3 separate regions of the Homo sapiens genome follow, and regions 2 and 3 are each linked to region 1. Evidence: chromatin contacts called from ENCODE Hi-C or POLR2A ChIA-PET data. All regions are on one chromosome and are shown on one strand. Each heading gives the region's core, a stretch centred on a gene start or an enhancer-like site at or near the end of the contact. The rest is flanking DNA. Distances are from core to core; before and after follow the strand shown.

Region 1 (4,789 bases), core at 685-3,184:
GTTCCAGCTTCCAGCTGCTTTGTTTACCTAAGCAAGCCTGGGCAATGGTGGGCGCCCCTCCCCCAGCCTTGCTGCCGCCTTGCAGTTTGATCTCAGACTGCTGTGCTAGCAATCAGCAAGACTCCGTGGGCGTAGGACCCTCCGAGCCAGGTGCGGGATATAATCTCGTGGTGTGCCGTTTTTTAAGCCCGTCGGAAAAGCGCAGTATTGGGGTGGGAGTGACCCAATTTTCCAGATGCCGTCCATCACCCCTTTCTTTGATTAGGAAAGGGAACTCCCTGACCCCTTGTGCTTCCCAAGTGAGGCAATGCCTCGCCCTGCTTCGGCTCGCGCACGGTGCGCGCACCCACTAACCTGCGCCTACTGTCTGGCACTCCCTACTGAGATGAACCCGGTACCTCAGATGGAAATGCAGAAATCACCCGTCTTCTGCGTCGCTCACGCTGGGAGCTGTAGACCGGAGCTGTTCCTATTCGGCCATCTTGGCTCCTCCCCTCTCCCCTCTTTTTTAATTTAAAGAACATTTACAAATAATTAGCAACTTGTTCACTTTTAAGTCATACCAAAAACATGGCTGAAAATGTGCACTGCTATTGAGAAATCCGGGGTACAAATGAAAATACAAGTAAGTACAACATGTCAAGGACTAAATAACAAGCTCTCATTCTGTTAGCATCTGCCCCTTAATGATCTTAACATCCAAAGTGTTTGAGGCTTTGTGCCAAGAACTATAAAATAAATCAAGATTTTTTTTGTTCAAGAATGTATGAGTCAGGTATTCAAATTAGCTAACAAGTGACTTTTGTTTCATAATAATTACATTTTAGAACTGGAAGGAACCCGAGAGAGTACACTGATCTGTGTAGAGACAGACCCTCTTTATCTCTTTCAAGTACATTTACATTAGTAAATATACCCTTTTTATCCCTCTCAAGTACTAGTATAGTTACGTTAGTCACTCGACCCAAACCTTAATAGGCTGCCAAAACGTTTTCATAAACGAAATGAAATGGAAATAAAACAGTAAGAGAAGAGGTTATTCCATATGTTGAACTTTGGTCCTGGGCTCTAAGCTCACCACTGTTTTAGTTAATGTTCACATGCTCAGAGATTGTTCCCCAAACCTACATCTTGGTAAGGCAGCTGGCTCCTGAGGAGTGAGGCGTCTTGACACCCACTTCACTGGAATCAGTCTCCTTCAGCATCCTAAGGCACTCAGCTCTAATGAACTGCCCGGACTCCCGTTTGCATTATGATAAGCTCCTCTTTAGAACCTCTACTGTCTGCTTTTGACAGCCGACCTCAAGGAATACTGACTTAATCCAGGAATCCCAATAACATTTAATATTTATCTTCCTTTTCTGGGAGGAATCTACACTTATCCAAGTTGCCCAAGTGAGCAGTTCCCTCCCCACAAGTAATTAGTTCTACTCCCCAGAGGGTCTGTGAGTGAATCCCTCTGTCAGTTTTGAAATGTCCCATTATAGTTTTCATCTGTAAATATGTCAATATGTATCCAAAAGATGAGGATCTTTAAAAACGTAATCATAATGCTACTATCATATGTAAAAATGAAACATAATTCCTTAATATCATCAGATATCCAGTGTTTAAATTTTTCCAGTCTCATGTTTTTGTACATTTTTAAATAATCACATGTTTAAATCGTTTCCATCTCCAAGGCGTCGACCTCCCCTCCATTCTCCTGGGCGTCGCGCTTCCCTCTTTGTTTCCCGCCCTTGCGGTTCTGTCGGAACCTAACGAGCTTCCTTCCACCGCAAAAGAGCTGGAGAACAATGCTAGGCAACGTGCTGGAGACCTTGGCCCTCGGAACCCAAGTCACGCCTCCCATGTGAGCTCTGGAGGGAGAACTTTATGTGTTGCACTGAGGGCAGTCTCCGGAAACGCGATTCGCAGCGGGCGCCGGAAGCGGTGTTGTGTCTGCAGCTCTGGCAGAGGACTGTTCCACTAGACACGCTGAAGGGACTGGGTACGTGTTTTCCTTCAGGACCAGAGCTGAGAGGAGCTGGGATCGCGGCGGCAATGGAACGGGCCTCAGAAAGGCGCACGGCCAGCGCGCTTTTTGCGGGGTTCCGGGCCTTGGGACTTTTCAGCAACGACATTCCACACGTGGTGCGGTTCAGCGCGCTCAAGCGCCGGTTCTATGTAACAACCTGCGTGGGCAAGAGTTTCCACACCTATGACGTGAGTGACTTCTTTTGTTAGCTTCCCAGGAAAACCACCCTCCTTGGCCTCTAACTCTGTCCTGGAGCAGTCCGGTTCTCCCTTCCCATTTACCACGGGCTTCCCTTCTTTAACCCCTCCCTGTCCTATTAATATTTCGCCATCCGGTCACGTCCACGTGCTGATTTGGCACTTGCAGTCCTCCTGGGGCGTGTTTCAGAGGCAGCCTGGCCAAGGGGAAACTGCTAGAGAACATCTCAGTTGTATGGCAGTAATATTTGTTCAGTGAATATTTATTGACCTTCCCTTGAAGGTGGAAACATAATTAAGACAAACCTCTACCTCTTGCATTCTTAATGAGAGAGAAAAACATGCACGCTATTACGTTATTGGTGACACGAGCTGAGTTAGAAATTCACTCTAGGTAGAATACATTGGGAGAACCGGAGATGGTGAGATTAATTACCGTTAGGGAAAATATCTAATAGCAATCAGTTATTTTCAACTAACGCAAAGTGTCTGGCACTGTCACTCTAAGCCTTGCAGCCGTTTCTTTGCAACATAGGTGTCATTATACCGTAGCACCTTTATATAATCTATTAAAGTAAATTTCAGATAAATCACTTGTTAGTGATGATTTTTTCTCCTATAACAGTTCATCGATCATTGTAATAGTGTCTCTTGTTTACTTGTTTCTTTTGTCTTCTCCGAAAGAATGTAACCTCTGTGAGAACAGAAACCTTGATGAGGAGGATGATAATAGTCAGTGTTAATTAAGTACTTTCTTTTCTGGAAAACAGGTAGAGTTGTCTCTCTTGGAGGATTGTGAATATCAAATGGCTTATTAGCAAAAAGAGCTGGGAGGTAGGAACTAGTTGAGTTAGTGGAAAAGGAAAGTGAGGGCAGAGCTGAGGTGAAGAGCAATTGGGTTTCTCAGAGTCTGAGCTGGTAATGGAGACAGGGTGGGTTAGAACCATATTAATCATGTGAAAGTATTTAGTGTTACCATTCTCTGCACTTGTTCCTTGCTTGCTAACTTTTGCTTTTGCTGGTTAATGTTTTCTTCCTTGAAATGTAATTTTTCTGAGTTTATTACTGAAATAACTCTTGAAATCTTGTCTTTGGTACAGTGTCTTTCCTGACACTGCATTACACACAGACACAGGTGTTTTTCCCTATATTCTACTTCCAAAGAAACCCTGTGGTGAGGAGAGTAACATATTTGTACATTTTATAAAGTTAACAATTTACTTACTGTGTGTTGACATTTAGTCATAATAAAGATGGCTTTTAAGTTCTCCTCTAGTTCTAACACTGATGATACATTCGTAACATCATGGCATGTAAATGTTCTTTACCCAGACTGTACACTGCTCAGATTAACCAATGCATTGGGCTGTGACCTCTAAAACTGAAAATACTTGGGAGTAAAAAGAAAAAAAAAAGGAGCTAATGAACCTAAGTCACTAATTGGGTCTACAAGTGCTCTATCCCATGACTATGGCTATATATGCTGTCCCCAGTCAGACTTCCTACAGTCCTACAGATTAGTTTCTTCTACAGGGGAAACTAGACAAGTTGTGAATAGGTGGTGGTAGTGATGGTAGTAGCTATCATGTATTGAGCAGTTACTATATGACTGGCCCCATTCTGTTTTACACAAATTTACTCATTGAATCCTCATAACAATCCCATAAAGTAAATAAATACCTGTTTTACAGATGAAGAATTTGAGGCACAGGGAGCTTATTTTTCCAGGGTCATACAGCTGGATCAGTAGCCATGATTGGGGTCAGCAAATTACAGTCTGTAAGCCAGTCTAGCCCACTGTTTGTTTTTGTATGACCCAGGAGTTACGAATGATTTTGACATGTTTAAATGTTTGTGGGGGCAGGCTGGGGGTAGGGAGAAGGATATTTCATGACATGAAAACTATGTGAAAATCAAATTTCAGTATCTATAGATAAAAGTTTAATATACCCATGCACATTATTTATCTATTACGTATGGCTGTTTTCATGCTACGGTGGCAGAAGTGAGTAGTTGGCAACAGAGACCACATGCATTGCCTGCAAAGCCTAAAATATTTAATATTTGGCCCATTATAGAAAACATTTGCCTACCCCTTCCATCACCACTCCTGGTGAAATACAGTTGAAAATATAAACTTTCCTAATAAAGAAAATTAGTGTCAGTAAGTGTCTTTCTTATGAAGGACAGCATAGCAAATATACGTATGAGGTTATATCTTAATCTTCAGGTGTTAGGTTATTATGATTATGTTTGTTAATGAAAATTTAACCTTTTTTCTTTTTTAAACAGGTTCAGAAACTTAGTCTGGTTGCAGTAAGTAAGTATGGACTTTATTCTGAATTTATGCACATCTAAACTTTTTTTTTATTTTGACATAAATGTGAGACTTACAGAGCATATAAGGAAGCCAAGGTAACATGTATGTCTTATAAACTTACATTATCAGCAACAAAAAAGGGTGCCAGGATAAATCATGTTTTGCTTTTAGTTGTTATGTATCTTTATTTTCTTTAATCTGGAACTGTTCTTTAGACTTTCTTTGTGCTTCATGACATTGACACATTGACATTTT
Region 2 (4,789 bases), core at 1,711-4,210, 250 kb after region 1:
GGCCATGAAGCATATCATTGCAGAGATCCAGCTGGAGCGGAGAAACATGGTAGTCAGCAGTACTTCCAGACTTCTGTGTGATAAGAGATTCCATATCTGAATTTCCCTTGCATTTGCAAGGAGTACATTGTAGACTTGATGGCAAGGGAAGTCAAACTTTAATGCTTCCCTCAAATAATCACAAACATCCCACTATGTCCTCTCCTAGAAGAGACAATTTCTGATTTATAACCTCCCTTAATAGGAGAATGCCCTTGATGCTAAATTGTCTGAACATTGTGCAATCTCATCTTCATTCCCAAAAATATTAATATGAACCCAGACTTCCTAATTCCATTTTGAATCAGATTTGATCTGTATTTGGCCCTTTGAATCCATATGGGTATCTGTCTCTCAGCTAGTGGGTGAATAGTTATGTCAACACTCCTGCATTGTTTTTTGGAGGAAAAAATAAAATTAAACCAATTTATCTTTTTTTAAAGCAAGAAAGAAGACAGGAAGAAAAAAATGGTGAGATTATGGGAGAAAAAGAAAGAAAAGTTATTCCATATGAATTAGGCGTGAGGAGCATGTTAAGGCCAACTGACAGATGAAGAGCCCCTTTCTACACTACGTAGTCCTAAATGTGGTAGCAGTGGGCTTTATACTTGAAACATATTCAGGAAAATAAATATTATATCTGGAGCCTTCCCCTCCATCCATAAGTTTGGCATGCAGTGCCAGGTATCAACATCAGGTGTTAATAGCTTTACAGAACAATGTGTGGGGATATAATATATATTTTGTATATGTATGTACACATATTATAGTTTATACGTAGTATTTCAGTTATAATGTACAAATACTACATATGATTTTACAAACACATTACAGGTTTGACAACTCTCTCTTTTTGTGTAATGAAAAATATGGTGGTCTATATTTTTAACTTTTTGCCTTTAAATTTTTAAATAAACAACTAACCATATTAGACAAAACTAGAGCTCAAAAATAATTTTTCTAGAATTCCTGTTAAAACTAATGTAAAAGAAAGTAGTAGAAATCAGGCTCAAAGTATTAGTTTCATTTCTCATCAAATTCATGGCAGAAAAAATTATAAATGGAATAATTTCTATAATTCTTTGGTCTTTTTGCTGAAGAATATGTTATAAATGGATAGACATGAGCAGTAAAGCTTTATTTTTTTCAGTTGAATGACTCCATAAATATAATATCCTCTAATGTATAATCTCCTTGCTTCTTTTGAATCTCAGGCAATTTTGTGGTAGTTCTCTCTTTATTCCATTTTGAAATGAAGATGCAACACTGTACAAGATGTTCTTTCTGTATTAAAAATTAACTGTTAATATGCTTTATGTCAAAATAGTTTTTATTTTTATATGAACATGCTGAAAATGTGATTGCTTTCTAAAATTATATTTACACACTTAAGTCAACTATTTAATTTCAATTAATAATATAGGTTATTTTTTTGAGAAACTGTTGAATTGTTATTTCCACATAAGTTCTTCTTTTAGCTTACTCTTTCTTGCCTTTAAAAATTTATTTCTAGTATACTTGTGTCCTGAAGTTGATCAGCCAAAAACGTATTTATTAATTGTTTCTTAAAAAGCTTTGCTAAGACAATGATTTATATATGGAATTTATTGATAGGTTAATTGAATGTGATGAGGAAATTAAGAAATGGATGCCATTTAATATTTTTTATGTGAATTTTTGAGTAACATTAATTTTTCAATTTTATTTTCCATAAGAATGAAAATTAGATTTTTAGTTTTCTTCTGTTTGAAAATCTTTCTCTTATATTTTTTCTTTTTTTTAAAATTTCACCACTTACTGTTAAATGAACATAGAATGGGTTGAATGCTATAAGCCACATTTTGGTAATGTGGTTTTTAATATTTTTAAACAATATAGTTCTTTTGGAAATTTTTTTTTACTGTATTTTCATTGAACTATAATTTCTGGACAGTAAATTTCACCTATTTTATTGCAGTTTTACTTGTTTTTACAATTGTATATAGTTGTGTAAACACCATAACAGTCAAGATATAAAATAGTTCTATCATGTGAAAAAAATTCCCCTATACTACTTTGTAGTCAATCCCTCTCCAACCTGTGAGAGTATTATAAATGAGATTCAACCAAGTTGTTTTGTGTACCCTCATTAATTCCTTTTTTATTTCTAGGTAGAATTTCACCATATGGATGTATCACAAATTGTTAATCCACTTCACAGTTGAGGGATAGTGAAACTGTTTCTAGCTTTTGGTGATTACTCATAAACCTGCTGTGACAATTCAGGTTCAAGTTTGTGAGTGAACATTGTTTTGATCTTACTTGAGTAAATACCTAGAAGTGACATACATAGGTCATATGATATGTTTAACTTTATAAAACATCGTCAAGCTGTTTTCAAAAGTGGCTATACCATTTTGTATTCTTACCAGTGATGTGTGAGAGTTTCAGTTGCTTTGCATCCTTGCCAGCCTTTTTTTTTTTTTTTAGGTCATTCAAATAGTGTTGTTGAAGTCACAATAAAAATATAAAGACACATCTCTAAATTTAATGTTTTATTTGAGAAGAAATAATTGCAATTTGGGGTGTACTTTCAGACTAGGTGGTCTTCAGTATGTCAAAAGAACAAAGAGGTTGGAGGTTGTATAAAAAGTAGAAATGTTATATATTGCTTTTTGAGAAAGGTCATTGGCACTAGTAAGGTTCTGAGGAACTGATAAGCTCTGATCGGTGAGTGACAGCAGTGGGCCAAATTAGTACTAAAGTTGCAGCAGTTACAAAGAAAACTGGTCTCTAGTTACAACAGGCAAGTTTCAGCAGCCGGACTTGTAAAGAACTATGTTTTTGGAGCAATGTTATGTGTCCCTAATGTCTTGCCCTGCTGCCTCTAGACTGTTTTAGTTGGGTATGAAAAGGATAATCCAATCTGTGTAATCAGCTTTCACAATGTGTAGTTGCATCTTCATGTGATTTTAGTTTCCATTTCCCAAATGACTAATGATGCTGTGGATCTTTGCATGTTCTTGTTTGCCAGCCATACATTTTCTCTGGTGAAGTATATGGTCAAATCATTTTTCATTGGAAATAATTATATATTTTTATAGTGTAAATATGATGTTCTAAAATATGTATACACTGTGGAATGACTAAATCAAGCTAAATAACATATGAATTACCTCATTTTTAATGGTGTAAATTAAAATTTACTTAGAACTTAAGAACTACTCAGTAATTTTCAAGTATACAATACATTATTATTAACTATATTATTAAGAGCTCTTGCATTTGTTCCTCCTGGCTAATTAAACATTTGTATCCTTTGAGTAACATCATATCTCCCTAGTGTCTCCACTCCAATCCTCTGGTGGTTGTAGGTTGTCTGTTAACTCTGTTGATACTTTACTTTATTTTGCTGTGCAGAAATTCTTTAGTTTAATTAGGTCCCATTTGTCAATTTTTGTTTTTGTTGCAACTTCTTTTGAGGACGTAGGCAAAAATTCTTTGCCAAGGCCAATGTCCAGAAAGGTGGTTCCTTGATTTTCTTCTAGGATTCTTAAAGCTTGAGGTCTTACATCTAAATCTTTAATGCATTTTGAGTTAACTTTTGTATATGGTGAAAGGGAGGGTCCAGTTTCTTCTCCATATAGCTAGCCAGCTATCCTAGCACCATTTATTGAATAGGGAGAACTTTTCCCATTGCTTGCTTTTGTCGAATTGTTGAAGATCCGATGGCTGTAGGTGTGTGGCTTTATTTCTGGGTTCTATATTCTGTTCCATTGGTATATTGTGTCCATTTTTAATACCAGTACTATGCTGTTTTGGTTACTGTATCCTTGTAGCGTATTTTGAAGTCCAGTAATGTGATGCCTCCGGCTTTATTCTTTTTTGCTTTGGCTATTCAGGCTCTTTTTTGAATGCATATGAATTTTAGAATAGTTTCTTGTAATTCTGTGAAAAATGATGTTAGTAGTTTGATAGGAATAGTGTTGACTCTATAGATTGCTTTAAGCCATATGCTTTGCCCATGTTTTAATTGAGTTACTTAGTTTTTTACTATTGATGTGTTTGAGTTCCTTATATATTTTGCATATTAACCCCTTATCAGATGTATGGTTTAAACATATTTTCTCCCATTCTGTAGGTTGTCTGTTTTATTCTGCTGATTGTCTCCTTGGCTGTGCAGAAGCTTTCTAGTTTGATATAATTTCAGTTATCTATTTTTGCTTTTGTTAGCTGTACCTTTGAGGTCATATCCAAAAAATTATTTCCCAGACCGGTGTTATAGAGCTTTCTTCCTATGTTTTCACTTAGTAGTTTTACAGCTTCAGGTATTACATTTGTATTTAATTCATTTTGAGTTGATCTTTGTAAATGGTGTGAGATAAGGGTCTTATTTCATTCTTTTGCTTTTGGATGTCCAGTTTTCCCAGCACCATTTATTAATGAAAATATTCCTTCCCCATTATGTGTTCTTGGCATCTTTGTCAAAAACCAGTTGGCCATAAATGTGTGGATTTATTTCAGGGATCTCTATTTGTTCCATTGCTCTATGTGTTTATTTTTATGCCAGTATCATGCCATTTTGACTACTATAGCTTTGTAGTAGATTTTGAAATCAGGTAGTGTGATGTTTCTAGCTTTGTTCTTTTTGCTCAAGATTACTTTGACTATTTGGGGTCTTTTGTGATTCCACAGGAATTTCGGAATTTTTTTTTACTTGTGTGAACAATGTTATTGGAATTTTGATAGGGATTATATTGAATCTGTAGAT
Region 3 (4,789 bases), core at 682-3,181, 160 kb after region 1:
GATGCTACTTCTATTGATGACAGCTGTGCATGGACAATGCAGAAAGAGATAGAGGGCTCAGGCTGTCAGTCATGTTTGCATTTGTCTTTGCTTTCTTATTTTTGTCAAACTTGCTTTCTTATCTACAGAGAACTTGTTTCTTGTAGGTTACTTGGCTTCCGCTGATTAAATAACTGGAGCAACACAGACACATGTACATACACACATTTATGTTCTCATTGGTAATGGCTTAGTTTTTGATGTGGAGGTGGGTTAATTTGACAAATGTCTGCATGGATGGTAATTTAGTGCACCTTTCCTGTCCCATCATTTTTGCCTTTCATCTTCCTCTAAAAGGACCTTCGGGTTCTGGCAGCTGCCCATGGAGAAGACTCAGAGCTGTGTGCTGATGGTGCTTTTCTAGGCAGACCTCTCAAGCCAGCAGCAGGTGCCGGCTGCCCTGCTTGCCCCGGAACCTGGGAGGAGAGACATTTCCAGTTCCGGACAGGGTTGGGCTGTTCTGCTGCAACAGATGGTCAGCATTTGGTTTTCTCAGTCATGTCACCTGGGGAACTCCAATACTGTTTTATGTTCTGTTTCTTACTTTTCATTTAAAAAGAAGCAGAAAGAGAAGCACCATGCCATATCAAAATAGCTGACAGCTTCCATGTTGAGAAAAATGAAAGACAATTTTTTGAAGAGAACAGAAATGAACAAATGTACATGGTGCATTTGCTAAAATGCTTAGCTACAATTTTATGATGTTGACTTTATTCCATTTTGTGAAAAACAGAAAAGATTAGCTACTGAGAGGTTATTGAGTATATTATATACAGGCTTTTCTTTCATTTTTCAATAGTAAGTGAGACAAAAATTTCCATTTTAATTTTCTAATTTGATATTCATATATGCACATGGATATTTCTTCATCTGAGATAAGACTGTCATTATCAGCTTCATTTGGTTACATAATGACAAGTCAACTCACTATTTAAACCATTCCCAAATAAATTTCAATTATTTAAATTATAAATTATCTGTAATGTTATATATAAGCATTTTCTTTTCACCTGGAAAAAGCATTTCAGAAATCTTTTTGTGTGCAGAAATAAAACTCTGGTAAAACTACCATAGTTTAAGATCTGAATATTGAATCTGGTTTATGAAAAATAGAAGCTCAGAATAAATTATCATTGTCTTGATTATTCCCGCACATGGATGTGGAAGTGACTCAAATTTTACTCTTAAAAGGTCTGTTTTGGAACTTGAGGGCAAGGGCCTTTGTTCTGCCTTCTAGGGTATAACCAGCTCTGCTCCTGCTTCATTAATGTCTATAAGTTTGTTACAAAGACAGAAACTGACAGGAAATGAATTTAGGGTAGGGGGCACTGACACCCAAAGGGAAGTCACTGTGGACAAGACCCTCTGGGAGGCTGGCAGAGATTGCTGCCACGTGGCCATGGCAGTGTGCGCTGTGAGATGATCCCAGATGTCTGCACAGAATCCCTTCCTGGAGGTGGAGAGGGTTGACACCCTTGTAAAACACAGGGAACAGACCTGCTAACCTCATTTAATGCCTTCACACTCTGTAATGCCAGAAACTAATATTAATATCAAAATACAAGTTTTAAAGTGTGTCAGAGATGATGTTCATGCAGAATGTGAAGAAATTAACATATTGAGAAGGAAACTGAAGAACCAAGGGGTCAGTTTCTCTCAGCATTCACAGAAATCTTCCTGCACATCCCATCTACTCCTGAGTATGTACATTTCCACCTGATTGCCAGCTCCCCCAGGCGAAGGAGTTGTTTCTGCTAATCCCCCATCAATGCATCATGCACACCGCTCTACATCATTAGGCACCTGCCTTTCTGTGAGTGATGGTGATAAAAATGAAACTAGCCAAGTATGTGTGGATCATTGGGTAAAAAGGGTACTGCAGTCAGGTTCTCGGGATTTCCCTGGGGACTTTTGTGGTTTGGAGGAGCTGTTTCTGTAGTCTGTGCAAATACTGTGATGAGGCCCACATCAGATGCTGGGGGGAAATGTGAAGCACCTCATGGCAGTAGCATCACAGTGAGCTCATTGATGAAAAAAGAACCCAACAAAATCCCAGTACTCCTAAAGCTATACTTTGTCCAACTTTTACTTAGTACTTAAAAAAAAAAAAGAATGGTTTTATGTGGTGTTTAAACTGGGCTGTGTATCAAAATTCCCTGGTGTAATTGAAGTACATTTCTGATGGACATTGTTTGAAGGTCTAATTTTGTAGTTGCATGTTGTCTGAACTACTGTTGATGGCCATGAAGCCCTGGTTCCTGAGCCTTATAAATAACTTTGGTCTGCCCATCCTGTGCCATCATCACTTCCATTGGATCTGCTCACTTTGGTGAGCTATGAATGGAAAAACTCTTCCCAAGTATCAAGCAATTATATTTCTCCTTACAAACAGAAAGTGTTTTCAGTGATCTTTATGATAATCTGAGTGGGTTTTCTTGGATTCATGCCCAGCAAGTTTATTTTTGTGTGTAGTAGGCTGATTTTCTGATTTTTCTGTACATTTCTTTGTAGAGTTTACCGAACTGTTTATCTTTGCTGACAACTTCAGCTAGGTCAGAGTTTGTGTAAATTCAGTGAAGCTTTAAAAAAGCCATGATCTAAAGTTCCCTAAGATCTTTATTGCTGACTTTTAGAGTCATGATTTTGTCACAACCTTAGCTGAGCCTGTCTCGGGAATGGAAACAGCAGCTGAATTGTGTGTTTGCATACCCGAAGCCCCAGACCATTCTTGCAAAGCCTCCATTATTTGTCTTTGTAGTCTCAGAAGCTTTGCATTTATGGATTCATTGTATCATCATTTTATGGCTATTTGGAGTCTCTGATGATGTTCTAATTAAATGCCCATTTCCTGCTCACCACTGTTTTATACCGCTTAAAATGCCAACTTCTCCCAGTGTATTTTTGGATATGTGAGTAATGGGTTGAATCAATAGTGTTATTGGAAATTAACTGTTTTTAAGGCTAATGATGTAAAGATTAAAAACATTTCCCCAAGGTCAGTTTCCTTATATTTAGAATGCATACACACACACATATATATAGCTGTATGTATTTTGATATAGACTAATCGATCACAGAATTCAACTGGATATCTCACAAAAATGATCCTGTCTTACATCCATACCATGGCTGCTACTCAGTAATAAAAAGCAAAAAATGATTGGTACATGAAATAACTTGGATGGACTCAAGGGCCATATGTTAGTGAAAAAAGCCAATCTCAAAAGGTGTGATTCTGCTTATATAACACTTTCAAAATGACCAAATTATAGAGGTAGAGAACAAATTAGTCGTTGCCAGGGATTAGGTATGGTGGTGCTATGGTGGGGTGGAATTGGGTGTGATCACAAAGAGGAACATGAGTGATACTATTGTGGGGATGTAATAGTTTTGTATCTTGGTTGTGTTGGTGGTCAGATTAATCAACATGTGAGAAAATGGCATAGAGTTACACACACACATTGCACAAATGTCAGTTTCCTGGTTTTAATATTACTATGATTATGTAAAATATAACCTTTGGGGGAACTGAGTGAAGGGCATGTAGGACTTCTTTATACTAGTTTTGAGACTTCTTGTGAATCTAGAATTATTTCAAAATATTTTATTTGAAATGGGCCAATAGTTTTAGAGAGCCCTAATAAAAATGAGCCTTTTCTTACCAATCAATATCGGTAATAAATGCAGTAATTGACTCTCAGAGCTAGAAAAGACATATAGTATTCACACATAAGTACCAGAATAATGTGGCAGCCCAAGTCTTTTTTTAAAGCTGTTTATAGCTTCTAATCTTGGCAGCAGCTTATTATTTTTGAAAATGTATTAACTACCATGGGCACACTTGTAAAGTGATATTCATTGCTCACAACAGTATCTTTGGTCTTCTGTATTTTGAAAGTTTACCACTTTGGACAGTAAGAGTCATGCCAGCAACATTCCAGCAGTCCTTCAGACAAATCCGTTAAAAAAATAGACATGGCTTTTAAGCAGAAAATTGAAACTGGATCTTTTCTTTACACCTTATACAAAAATTAACTCAAGATGGATTAAAGACTTAAATGTAAAACCCAAAACTGTAAAAACCCTAGAAGAAAATCTAGGTGATACTATTCAGGACATAGGCATGGGCAAAGATTTCATGACAAAAACATCAAAAGCAGTTGCAACAAAAGCAAAGATTGACAAATGGGATCTAATTAAACTAAAGATCTTCTACACAGCAAAAGAATCTGTTATCAGAGTGAACAGACAACCTACAGAATGGAAGAAAATTTTTACCATCTATCCACCTGACAAAGGTCTAATATCCACAATGTACAAGGAACTTAAACAAATTTACAAGAAAAAAACAACCCCATTAAAAAGTGGGCGAAGGACATGAACAGACACTTCTGAAAAGAAGACATTTAGTGGTGACAAACATATTTTAAAAAGCTCAATATCACTGATCATTAGATAAATGCAGTTCAAGACCACATTGAGATATCATCTCACACCAGTCAGAATGACAGTTATTAAAAAGTCAAGAAACAACAGATGCTGGTGAGGCTGTGGAGAAATAGGAATGCTTTTACACTGTTGGTGGGAATGTAAATTGGTTCAACCATTGTGGAAGACAGTGTGGCAATTCCTCAAAGACCTGCAACCAGAAATACCATTAGACTCAGAAATCCCATTACTGGATATATACCCAAAGGAATATAAATCATTCTGTTAGAAAGATACATGCACACGTATATTCATTGCAGCA

What was found. Hi-C counts contacts between places; a loop is a spot of excess contacts on that map. ChIA-PET counts read pairs that join two places held with the same protein, here RNA polymerase II (POLR2A). Pooled maps may share reads with other maps.
Region 2: a loop to region 1 is called in a pooled map, with 4 times the contacts of the local background. The contact joins the enhancer-like site here to the promoter of WDR36 in region 1. A Hi-C loop is called at or near these places in 7 of 50 pooled maps. POLR2A ChIA-PET finds 5 or more read pairs at or near these places in 3 of 52 experiments (activated CD4-positive, alpha-beta memory T cell, activated T-cell and naive thymus-derived CD4-positive, alpha-beta T cell).
Region 3: a loop to region 1 is called in a map with no recorded cell type, with 6 times the contacts of the local background. The contact joins the enhancer-like site here to the promoter of WDR36 in region 1. A Hi-C loop is called at or near these places in 2 of 37 single-sample maps with no recorded cell type and 7 of 50 pooled maps.

What each region holds. Positions count from the first base shown.
Region 1 is chr5:111,090,414-111,095,202 of GRCh38, forward strand. It overlaps WDR36 (WD repeat domain 36), which reads left to right and starts at 1,935. Exons shown (of 23, transcript NM_139281.3): 1 at 1,935-2,205; 2 at 4,507-4,534. The coding sequence starts at 2,044. RefSeq lists an enhancer at 1,785-2,224.
Region 2 is chr5:111,335,016-111,339,804 of GRCh38, forward strand. All of the region lies in intron 1 of CAMK4 (calcium/calmodulin dependent protein kinase IV), which reads left to right. Among named protein-coding and RNA genes, the nearest start is that of CAMK4, 110 kb to the left of the region's middle. Within about 2 kb of position 2,961, at least 2 of the 41 ENCODE cell types and tissues checked have a DNase peak (open chromatin) inside an H3K27ac peak, as active enhancers do.
Region 3 is chr5:111,252,925-111,257,713 of GRCh38, forward strand. All of the region lies in intron 1 of CAMK4 (calcium/calmodulin dependent protein kinase IV), which reads left to right. Among named protein-coding and RNA genes, the nearest start is that of CAMK4, 31 kb to the left of the region's middle. RefSeq lists enhancers at 247-336, 387-436, 1,475-1,564, 1,785-2,054, 2,215-2,264 and 1 more. Within about 2 kb of position 1,932, at least 3 of the 41 ENCODE cell types and tissues checked have a DNase peak (open chromatin) inside an H3K27ac peak, as active enhancers do.